Linked DNA regions of Homo sapiens: region 1 is linked to region 2. The links are chromatin loops, found by intact Hi-C in ENCODE. Cell type or tissue: heart right ventricle. All regions are shown on one strand. Links, peaks and the distances in the headings refer to the core of each region. The heading gives the core; the rest is flanking DNA.

Region 1 (5,384 bases), core at 172-5,171, 150 kb before region 2:
GCCCACAATTTGCAATCTGTGGGTTAATAGTTAAAAGAATGTTCCCAACCAAAAAATTCTTACCGTAATATTATATCTTGCCCTACTTATTTACAAAATAATATGTTTCTGTTATGGTCCTTAGTAATAATTGAAGAGGCTTAGAAATACATCTGCTTGTTTATTGAGAAAACGATGCAAATAATTCTGCTTTTAGAGCCTTGTTATTTTATTTCACAAAACAGGCATATGTCTAGGAGTGTAATTTGTGGATGGTTGAGTTTGTAAGAACAATCATAAAAGGACTTGTTAGTCTCCAGAACATCTGCTAAAATGCAAGTATATGTATAAGGTAATAGCATATTACAGCTGAAAATTTTGAGAAGGTAAAAGTTTCTTAATTAAAATATGAACATATTTAGCTTGCTTTAGTGTCTGGGGCAAGTCCTCTCAATGGCTAAAATTAACTTTAGAGATCCATGTGTTCAGGTTTAGATCATATGACACTCGAGCACAGAAGAATAATTTCAAGGAGGTCATCTTGTAAATTAAAGGTTTAGAAGAATTGCATAAAACGTAGTAAATGGGGTCTGTCATTAGCAAAGGCAAATCTAAGCAATCATTTTTCCCCCCAGAAGTTACTTAGAAGGAGAACTGGGAACACTTGGGGTCTCTCTAACTGATGGCATTCACTTCACACAGTCGTCTATGTTATCCAGAGATTTTTATTTCATTTTACATTTTAGGGCACAGTTCTTTGGGGCTAATTAAAATGGGGTTTGCAGGCTTTTTATGGTGAAGAATAATATATCTCTGTCTATAGCTTTCCCATGGTAGCCTGATAAGGCTGAGAGAGAAAAATATGTGCAGTATCTCATCCTCCCCCTGTACCAGGCCATAGCTTTGAAGTGTATTTTGTAAATTCAACTATAGGTTAGTCAGAATGCTGTTTTTCGTTAATTAACTTAGCCTGTGTTGATATCTCCTCCTTCCTGGTCACATTCAAACCTTCCCAGAGTACAAAGGGGTATGTAGAAAGGATTCCAGAAGAAGTAATACTTTATTCTCTAATGTTAATAGCTTTTCTGGATCTCTTAGTAGGGGGAAAGTAGAAAATCGAGTAGAATTTGGCCTCAGGTCAATAAATGATATAAAAACATGTGTTCTATTTATGTATATATATGTATGTTTCTCCAAAAAGTGATAAAACCAAAATATCACTGACTCATCCCTACCCATATTCTTTTCATAAAACCCACTCACCAGGTACAATAGAAACTTCCCTCCTTGTTTGTCAGCCTCCTGTTCATGTTCCCCACACACCTGAAGGTGGTAGAATCTTTTCAGCCTCTTAGCCAGTGAGCTAAATATGGCTAAGCACAGGTCATAAGAGCACCTAAGGCCAGCATATAAGCCAACTACAGTTCACCTTTCCAAATTTGGTCCTATGGATGTTGAGCATAGGGAAGCAACTCTCAGTATTTTGGATTATTCAAGTGTATGTGGTAAAAATGCAGATGATTGCTGCTTTACCCCAGGGTTTATTAGCATCCTACTTCTGCTGGGCTGCATCATTATATAATGCCACAGGCATCTAGTCAAGGTAAAGAAGCCAGAAAGGTTAGGCAAGAAGTGAGATAAAATCAGATCACCTTTGATCAAAATGGTTGGTGAACCTCCACATGTCCAGTTCTGTTGCCAAACTTTCCATTCAGAGTATTTGGTGGAGTTTGAATTTGAGCAAACTAAATGCCTTCATCTTAGGTAGAAAGGGCCTGAATCTTCCATTTTATATTCAAACCTCATTGTTATTTGGCCTAAGTAAAAAGTCAGATTTCATTTCCATTTACCTGAGTTCGCTTTAAAGAGCTTTTCAAAGAGAGCTTTATAGACACCCACAATTGTCCCCAATCTCTTCATGATGTTGCATTAATAGTTGTTTTTGTCCCTTTCTTGGAAATGTTAATGCCAAAGTTGCCTGAACATTGGGCGGTTTTCTTAATTTGAAGTATAAAAATTATAAAGAGTAATTCCAAAGGTATTAAAAGATTGTTTAACAGTATGTGTGGTGATGTCATTATCTCCAGAGAGGCTTCAAGAAATCCTTTGGAAATAAAAAGTTAAATGTTTACATTTCATGTGGTATTTCAGGTCTTCAGGTTCTGATTAGCTTACTTTTTTCCTTTGTCTTTGGCTGATTTCTGCTTTGTAGATAAATAATAATAGCCCTGAGATGTTTCTAACATTTAAATAAGAAAAAAATCAAATCGAAGTCAGCCTGCTGGAAAAGTGATCACATGGCAGTTGCAGTAACTTGTATGGAAAGAGAAAATGCAATGAGCCCAGTTACTGCACTTGCCACTACCATGCTGTCCATGGAAGGAATAATCAGCAGTTCAGTTGTCACAAGCCGCCCTTGAAGAAAACGCAGCAAAATATTTTAAAATGAAGATATTGCAGTCCCCAGAGCCAGTGAAGGTTTCTTTTGGTAAAATGAAATTGTGCCATTGTCAAAGTACCCCGTAGTGATGAGCACTGACTGGTTCACTGGCCACATTTTAGTTCTTCATAATAATAGGCCACAAAAGGGCTCTGTGGTTTGCCTCCATGTGCACTGGCCCCTCCCCACCCCTAGGGGGCACTCAGTAGCTGCTGAGAAGGCCTGTCCACGAGGCTGTTGGAACCCCTCCAATAAATACTTAGAGGTAGTGTATCTGATGCTTGTTTTCGTGGAGAAAATTGTATTGGAGAACTTAAAACATCACGAATATTTTTAATAGGATCCGCAGACACCCAAAGGAGAAGCTTGGTCTTTTCCAGGTATTTCCAACTTGAGTTCAACCCAAAGCCTTTGAAAGGAATGCATTACCACATGACCACATGCTGAGACCCCATGGGGTCTAACACGGGACCTAAGAAAGTCTCTGCAGCCAGATAGTACATGGTGTCTCCACAAAACTAGGCATTCTGGAGATTGCCCAGAAAGGGATGTGAGGGGACCGTTAAGATCTGTCTTGCTTATCTCATGCACTCACATTCCTTCAGCCTCCTGGAGTTCCTGATAAAAGGAAGCCAGGGTGTGGACATTTTTTAGCTATTGATTTCCCAATAGCTTGTGGATCAGTTGTACACCCACACTTCCTTCTCTGCCTAATTCCGTTTTTCTGGAAAAAGTAGTATGCCCATGTATGTGTGTTTTTCTTAACACAGGTCCATGAAAGTTTGGCTTCCTGGTTTGATGTCTGTTGCGTGGCCTGGAAACCAGGGAGCAGCAACTATTGAGATGGTTTCTGTGTTCAGTGAAAAATTCTATTTCATTGAGACAATTTTTTCTTTATCCACAGTAATTTTTTGACACTGTCATCATGAAACTACCCTTAGGAAAATAAGATTACCTGCAAAAAAAAAAAAGAAATGAGTTATGGAATAGGAACAGTTATGTGATGATTCTGAAACTTTAACTTAGAGCTTCATTACTTTAAGAATGGAAAACAACCTCTGAGTTTGATTTCCCAAAGTTTCATAAAGCCCCTAAGCTCATGATTTTCATCAACTCTTTGCCCACATAGTCATTTACCTCCACAGCCGTTTGTTGTCATAGAAGGGGTGGTGGTGTTTGGATTTGATTTTTTTCAACTTGCAGTGAGAAATAGGATAGGTGACAAAACCTTACTTGTTTTCTTAAGACAATTCAGTGCTTGAGCATCTCTGTCAGAAATGGAATGAAATACTGTTAGCCAATTAGAATTATTTTATGTATTGTTATTGTGTTTTGCTGATTTTTATATGAAAATATAATTATTCATTCTTGATCTCTGGAAGCAATCATTATTATGAGGATCATTTTACTTTGGAAACACTTTCATAATAAAGATAAGTATTAAGAGTGCAGTGTAAGTGCCCTTTACTGTAAATGCTAACCAGCTCGTGTGGGTAAAACATCACATCTCACCTGATGAGGTTAATAAAGGCTCACATCATCCCAGTAGATTGTTACAAGCCTCGTCAACTCCCAGTATCATTGTGATCATTGAGAAAGTAATGTTACGTTAACTTGGATAGACTGTAGTATCTCTTTGAAAATTAAGATTAAAACCTCAATGCTAAATTTTATGTAGCACTTTATTCTGGAAAACATGGTTTATAGAGATCATCTGAAATATATCAGGTTATGCTTATTTTTAAAAAAATTTTAAAAGAGGCACCTAGGATAAACACCCAAAGCACAACACAAAACTTCCCTTCTCTGTGTATGCACCCCTCATCGGAGTTTGGCCCACATCATCTTCTCTTGGTTTGTACCTCACTTTGCTAGAACTTCTCTCCATCTTTCTCTGTCTTTCCTGTGAAATACCTCTCTCAATCTGCTCTTCTGCTCTAAGCTTAGGTCTTCTAGTACTCAAAAGCCGTAAAAATAGCACTGAAATTCAACCAGACACCCCACCACTATCACAAGTATTATAAAAAATAAAGCAGATACCCTATTAAAATCTTATAAACATTATAACCACCCCCAACAATAGAATAACTCATGCTGATTTCAAGCATGAGTTATTCTAATAAGTTAAACCACCAACATTCCTCTGAGACACAAAAATACAGACTATGAAAAAATATACTTTTTTGGAATCCATGAATTCTTCAGTTCTACAAAACATAGCATAATCTAATGCTATAAGCATCTGTCTTAGTCTGCTTTCTGCTGCTGTAACAGAATACCACACACTGGGTAATTTATAAAGAATGGAAGTTTATTGGGCTCATGGTTCTGGAGGCTGGGAAGTCCAAGAGCATGGTGCTGGAAACTGGTGAAGGTCATCACATGGCAGAAGGTGCCACATGGGAGAGCAAGCATGCTAGACAGAGGAAACTGAGCCAAACTCATCCTTTCATCACTCCTGAAATAAAAGCATTAATTCATGCATAAGGACAAGGTCCTACCTTAAAACTTGAGTTTTGGAGAGGACATTCGAACTATAGCAGTATCTCTCCCAAGTAGCCAAAATGCAACTCCCTTTTCTCTAGGCCCCATTGCTTACTACTGGGGCTGCCATATCCAACCTAAGCATCTGTTATTCCTGCCTCCTAATTCTGTTTCCACCAGCCGTGCTCTTGCTTCAGTGGGAACAGTGGCAACAATGCTAACAACATTGAGAGATGATAGGACAACAAAGGGGGAGAGCTGTGTACCAAGAACTACTGGGATGCTGGGTGGTCCCTCAGAACCAATTAGCACAGTAACTGGATCCTGGGACCCACACCCTTAATTATTCTCAAAGTGCTGGAGCACAAAGAAACAAAAGTTATATTATTCCTAAACATTAAAATTTTAAATTTTTTAATTAAAAAAAAAATTAAGGACAGGGTTTCTCTCAGTTGCCCAGGCTGGAGTGCAGTGTTGCGAT
Region 2 (5,384 bases), core at 284-5,283:
TCTTGCATCCAAACTGACATCCTGCAAAACTGAAGTTTTGCAAAGTTTCTGAGTACAGTGTAAGGACACATTCCAATGGAGAAGCTGGGCTCATGTTTTTATAAGACTAGAATTGTAGAGACAACTGAGATTCAGACTAGAGAATTCATGAACCTGATATTCTAATTCTGTGTTGTCCAACATAGTAGCCACTAGTGGCTCTTGAGAACAGACGTTGACATAAGGCTGATTTGAGCTAACATGTGCTGTAAATGTAAATGCACCTCAGATTCTGAATATTTAGTAGATAATGTAAAAATCTCAGGATATTTTTGATTACATGTTGTGATGGCAATATTTTGGATATGTTGGGTTGAATAAAATATACAATTAGCATAAATTTCACCTGTTTTTTTTCCACTTTTTTATGTGACTAGAAAATTTAAAATTACCTATGTGGCTCACATTAGTGGCCCATATTATATTTCTGTTGAAAGGCACTGCTCTGACCCACGGAAAGAATGGGCGTTTTCCACTTTTATTCCTTACGTGGGGGCTGACAAGTTATAAACTACCTGTGTGACTTTGAGAAGACTATTCAACAAGATGTATTGAGGTAGAACTTTATGCCAAGTACCGAGTAAAGCACTGGGGACATTAAGATGAACTAGGCAGTCTCTGCCCTCAAAGACCATCAATAGACATTTTAGTATATGCAGGGAGTTCTGGTCACACAGAGGACAAATGGCTGGAAATAAAAGTTACCAAAATTTGGCAGAAATTCTTCCAGATATCTTTTTATGCATACAAGTATGTACAAGCACACACCAAACACAGATACACACATAACAGATGCATGCATGTATGAGTGTGTGTGCATAGATGATTAGACAGATAGATAGCATCATACCATCTTTGATGATCAGAAATGGTTTTTTTCTGCACAATATAACATGGGCATTGCTCCACAAAAAACAATAAATGTAAGTCAACATCATTATTTTGGCTTCATGAAAAACATCATTGCATATATGTACCGAAACTTATTTGACCTTTACCCCATCGTCTTATTTATAGATTTGAGATTTTTTCCAAATGATTGTGAACAATGCAGGAAGAGAAAAGTGTGCTCACTTTTTGTGATTAGAAGTTTAAAATATATTCTGATAAATGGGATCTCTGGTGAATCTATTTCTGGACTCCCTTCTGTTCTGGTGATGTATCTTTCAAATCTATAATAGTTTCAGTATCTATTGTTTTAATTTTTGTAACTGTACTGCATTTCTATCCCCTTTTCATCTTAAACTTTATTTTTTTCAATGAAAGATATATATGTACATAAATCTTTTAGCAGTTTCTTTCAGTATTCACCTTCATCTTTTACAATAAGATGTTTTTATTGTAAAACATCTTATTTGTTTAAATGTTTAACTGTTTAGTTTCCATTATGAAATATGAGGACCACAAGGATCCAGTTCTTTTTTTACCCATGTCCTATCCCATCCCAACCTACCCCACATATTTTCTTGTTCCTTTCATAATCTATCTATAATTCTGCTTTAGATCAGTATTAAGCTTTTACATTGATGTGACTTTGTAAATAACATTCTCAGATGAGTCATAAGGTAAAATAAAAATATATTTTCTTTTTGTGTAACTTTTCTTTCCACCTAGAGCTAATAGCTAAAAATCTCCAATCTCACTCTCTTTGTCTTCTATTACGCATTGCTAACTTACCCTCAAACTCTAGCAGGGGGTTCTGTCTTCTCTCAGCATTCAAACCCACCAGGCATTCTAGCAGCACCATGTTTTTCTGGGGGACATTCCTCTCAGAACCCATTTCCCTGCCTCAATCTAGCTGACTACTTCCTCTGGGTACAGCACACCTGTAATCCTGGGATCTCCTTCCTAATCATCCTGGAGATTCCCAGCACCTCATTCTTGAGTTAGGTCATCTGTTCTTACATCCCATATCTTCCTATTTTTTTTATCTGTGACCTTATTTTTTAAAAAAAAAGCCCCCTTTTGTGGCTTTCTGAGAAAAGATGGGGAGTAGAGGTGTTGAGACCTGCATGACTGAGAATGTCTTTAGACCTCTCTCATTCTTGAGAATAGCTTTGCTACATATAGAATGATTCCCCTTAGAATTTTGAAGGCAAATCTTTATGAATTTTAGTTTCATTGTCAAGAGGTCCTATGTCATTATAGTTCTTTTGTGTGTGTGTGTGTTTTGTTTTGTTTTTTGGTTTTTTGGTTTTGTTTTTTTTTGAGACAAGGTCTTGCTCTGTTGCCCAGGCTGGAGGGCAGTGGCGCGATGTTGGGTCACTGCAGCCTCAACCACCTGAACTCAAGCAATCACCCCACTTCAGCTTCCCGAGTGGCTCATGCCACCATGCCTGGCTAATTTTTGCTTTTCTTTTTTTGTTAGAAATGGGGTTTCGCCAGGTTGCCCAGGCTGGTCTTGTACTCCTGGGCTCAAGCAATCCTCTTGCCTCGGCCTCCTAAAGTGCTGGGATTACAGGCATGAGCCACTGTGCCCAGTCACATGATTATAATTCTTTATCGATTATATGTCACACATTCCTCCTTCTCTCCTGGAAAATATTCTCCTTTTCCCTCATTTTCTAAAATTTCATACTGTGCCCAAATAGGATTTTTATTTATTATATTCAGTATTGGGTGAACTCTTTCAGCTTGGAAATTCATATTCTTCAATTGTAGGAAATGATCTTAGACTATTTTTTAAAATAGTCTAAATTTATTTTTTTAAATAAACTCTCTTGAACTAGACTATTGACTAATTATTGCACCACCTGAATTGTTACCCTCAATTTTTTCTTTTCTTATTTTTTCCTACTTTTCATCTCTATCTTTTTGTTTTACTTTCAGAGAAATTTCCCCAACTTTATCTTCCAATCCTTCTATTTTTTTTTTTTCCTGTTAACTTTTATTAACTGGGGTTATAAGGAGAGTCTGGTCACAACACACATTATGAAAACATTAGGAAATTACAGAAGGACTTGCAATAAGTTTAAACAGAACAAATTAAGCCAACCCCTTGGTCATCTGAGAAACAATAAGGTAAAATTGCAGAGACCAAATCTTTGTCAGCGATAAAGGATACAGAATAAAAACGTAGACATCATCGCCCCCTGGTGTTGTAAAATAAACATGCAATGTTATTTATTTATTCATTTTTGAAGTTGTAATCTTCTCCTTTGTCACTGAGCCTCAATTATTTCCCCAATTTCAAGCCCTCTTTAGACAATCTTTTCCCTGTCATCAATAACTTTCAAGTATCTTATTTGAAAATATAATTTGTACTAATTCCTCTTTCAGACTCCATAAATTCCTTTCCAGGAAACTGGCCACCTCCCAGCACAAGAGCCTATGCTCTTGCTCTTTGAAATGCAAACCAAAACAAGAGCTTTAGTCTTTCATCAAAATTAGAGGATTAGCATGCATTTATTGCAAACCTTAATTTCCTCTAAAAGGCATCTTTACTCTGCAACTTACTCGTCATTGCCATTTTTCATAACCAGAATGCATTCCTTCACCGTCTGCCTCCTGACTTGGCAACCATCAAGAATTCTGGCCTGACCAGTTAACTTGCTAAACCATCTTTGCTGTTATATACCAGGAAACACTGGAAAAGAGACATAAATAATATACCTCCATATCCTAGTGTCCTGGCTTAATTTATAGGCAGAATTTCGTTTGTTGGCTAAGGGAAGAAAAACCATCTACGTAGAGTGAGCTTGGGAGGAAGCTGGAGTAGGGAGAAAACATGATGGCAGGATAGGTTGGTGGGAACCGTGGGTGCAGTCCTGCTCCCAAGGTTTTCATTTCTGTGACAAGAGCTCTTTTTTGTATGTTCACTTTTATTGATTCCTGTTTTTATTTAAATAGATGGAAATATGTTCTCTTGACCCATTGAACACATTTATTACCATTTTTTGAGTGTTTTTCTAATCACTGCATTGGCTCTGTTACTTCTAATTTCCTTTCTCCAGCTGCCCTATTGTTGCTTTTGCTTTATATGTTAAAATACTTCCTCAGTGTCTGGTGGTCCTTGGAAGTCAATTCCCATGCAAGGAGGAGACACCAAAAAGCCTGGGGAAGCTCTGATCGAGTGGGTGCTTGTTGGTTGACAGGTGGGCTTCATAGAAGGGTAATACGGCTGGAAAATTTTCTTAGGATTCCAAGGACGGAGTCCTTGACCTCTTTTCTTTTTCTTTTTCTTTTTTTTTTTTTTTCGCTCTGTCGCCCAGGCTGGAGTGCAGTGGCGCGATCTCGGCTCACTGCAAGCTCCACCTCCCGGGTTCACGCCATTCTCCTGCCTCAGCCTCCTGAGTAGCTGGGACTACAGGCGCCCGCCACCACGCCCGGCTAATTTTTTTGTATTTTTAGTAGAGACGGGGTTTCACCATGTTAGCCAGGATGGTCTCAATCTCTCGACCTCATGATCCGCCCGCCTTGGCCTCCCAAAGTGCTGGGATTACAGGAGTGAGCCACAGCGCCTGGCCCGACCTCTTTTCTAAGATTGGCCAATTTCCCCAGAAAATCATTCTTCAATCTCCTGCCAGAAGAGAGGGGCTGGGAGTTCTTCTGTTCATACACAGCTTTACATTCAATCCCCCTGTCTCTTGTATGTTAGCTGCCCCTTCAACTTCATCTTGTGTCTCTAAGTGCAAACCTCCCTGTGAGCCTCCTCAGAGAGGGAGTATGCAGTTTCTCGCTGGAACTGGGGAAAGGCAGCCATCCTGCTGCAGGCGGGGCTCTGCAATTCTGTTTCCATACAGGCTTTTGGTCCATTCTTCTGTCTTCAGTCCCTCTGTCCCCTTGTCTCCTCCTTCCAGAAGGATCCAGTGTTTTTACATCTTGAAACTTTCTAGGGGTCTGTGGTACAAAACAGGATGTTTCTAGGCTCCCCCAACTAACAGGTTACATTTTTGTTTTCTCTCATCTTGTAACTCTATTATCAATTGTCCATTTGCTTTCTGGCTCCCAAGATTTTGCAGGTGGCATCACTGTGTTTTCTTCATTCTTGTAGATTCCTGCCGCCTTTAGTTCTATGTCATTCTGTGGTGTTTTGAGGGAGCAGGGGCAAATGAGTGCTTTTCTGCCATATTTACTTGCTTTTTTGTATAAAACCTTATGAAACTACAGCAAAGTAAAATGCGCTATTTTCATTTCATGAATATAATTTCACAGAAACTAAAAACAACAATCAGTATGCAGGGAGGTGCTGAGGAGTAAAAGGCCTGGGAGAGAGTCCCTGCTCCAGCCACACTGGTAGGTCCTCACAGTAATGGTAGCATCACCACCCCTACACTCACTCTGAAGTTAAAGCATAAATCAACAGCCCTAACTGGAAAGCTCATGCTAATACTTTCCCTTTCTGC

Evidence for each region. Peaks named below come from ENCODE experiments on the same cell type or tissue, not always from the same donor. Only the 100,000 strongest peaks of a DNase experiment are listed, where the experiment ranks them.
Region 1: a loop joins it to region 2, with 14 times the contacts of the local background. A loop is called at or near these places in 73 of 110 quality-filtered maps.

Annotation. Positions count from the first base shown.
Region 1 is chr2:168,771,265-168,776,648 of GRCh38, forward strand. CERS6 (ceramide synthase 6) reads left to right here. Exons shown (of 10, transcript NM_203463.3): 10 at 1-3,870. CERS6-AS1 (CERS6 antisense RNA 1) reads right to left here. Exons shown (of 3, transcript NR_045787.1): 2 at 3,557-3,687; 3 at 687-3,374. Among named protein-coding and RNA genes, the nearest start is that of CERS6-AS1, 12 kb to the right of the region's middle. In heart right ventricle, for the core only: a CTCF peak has its summit at 2,613 (motif pointing right); a DNase peak (open chromatin) is centred at 2,623; H3K27ac peaks cover 561 bases.
Region 2 is chr2:168,917,644-168,923,027 of GRCh38, forward strand. It overlaps ABCB11 (ATP binding cassette subfamily B member 11), which reads right to left. Exons shown (of 28, transcript NM_003742.4): 28 at 3,138-5,384. Among named protein-coding and RNA genes, the nearest start is that of G6PC2, 19 kb to the left of the region's middle. In heart right ventricle, for the core only: a CTCF peak has its summit at 3,136 (motif pointing left); no DNase peak of the experiment used is centred there.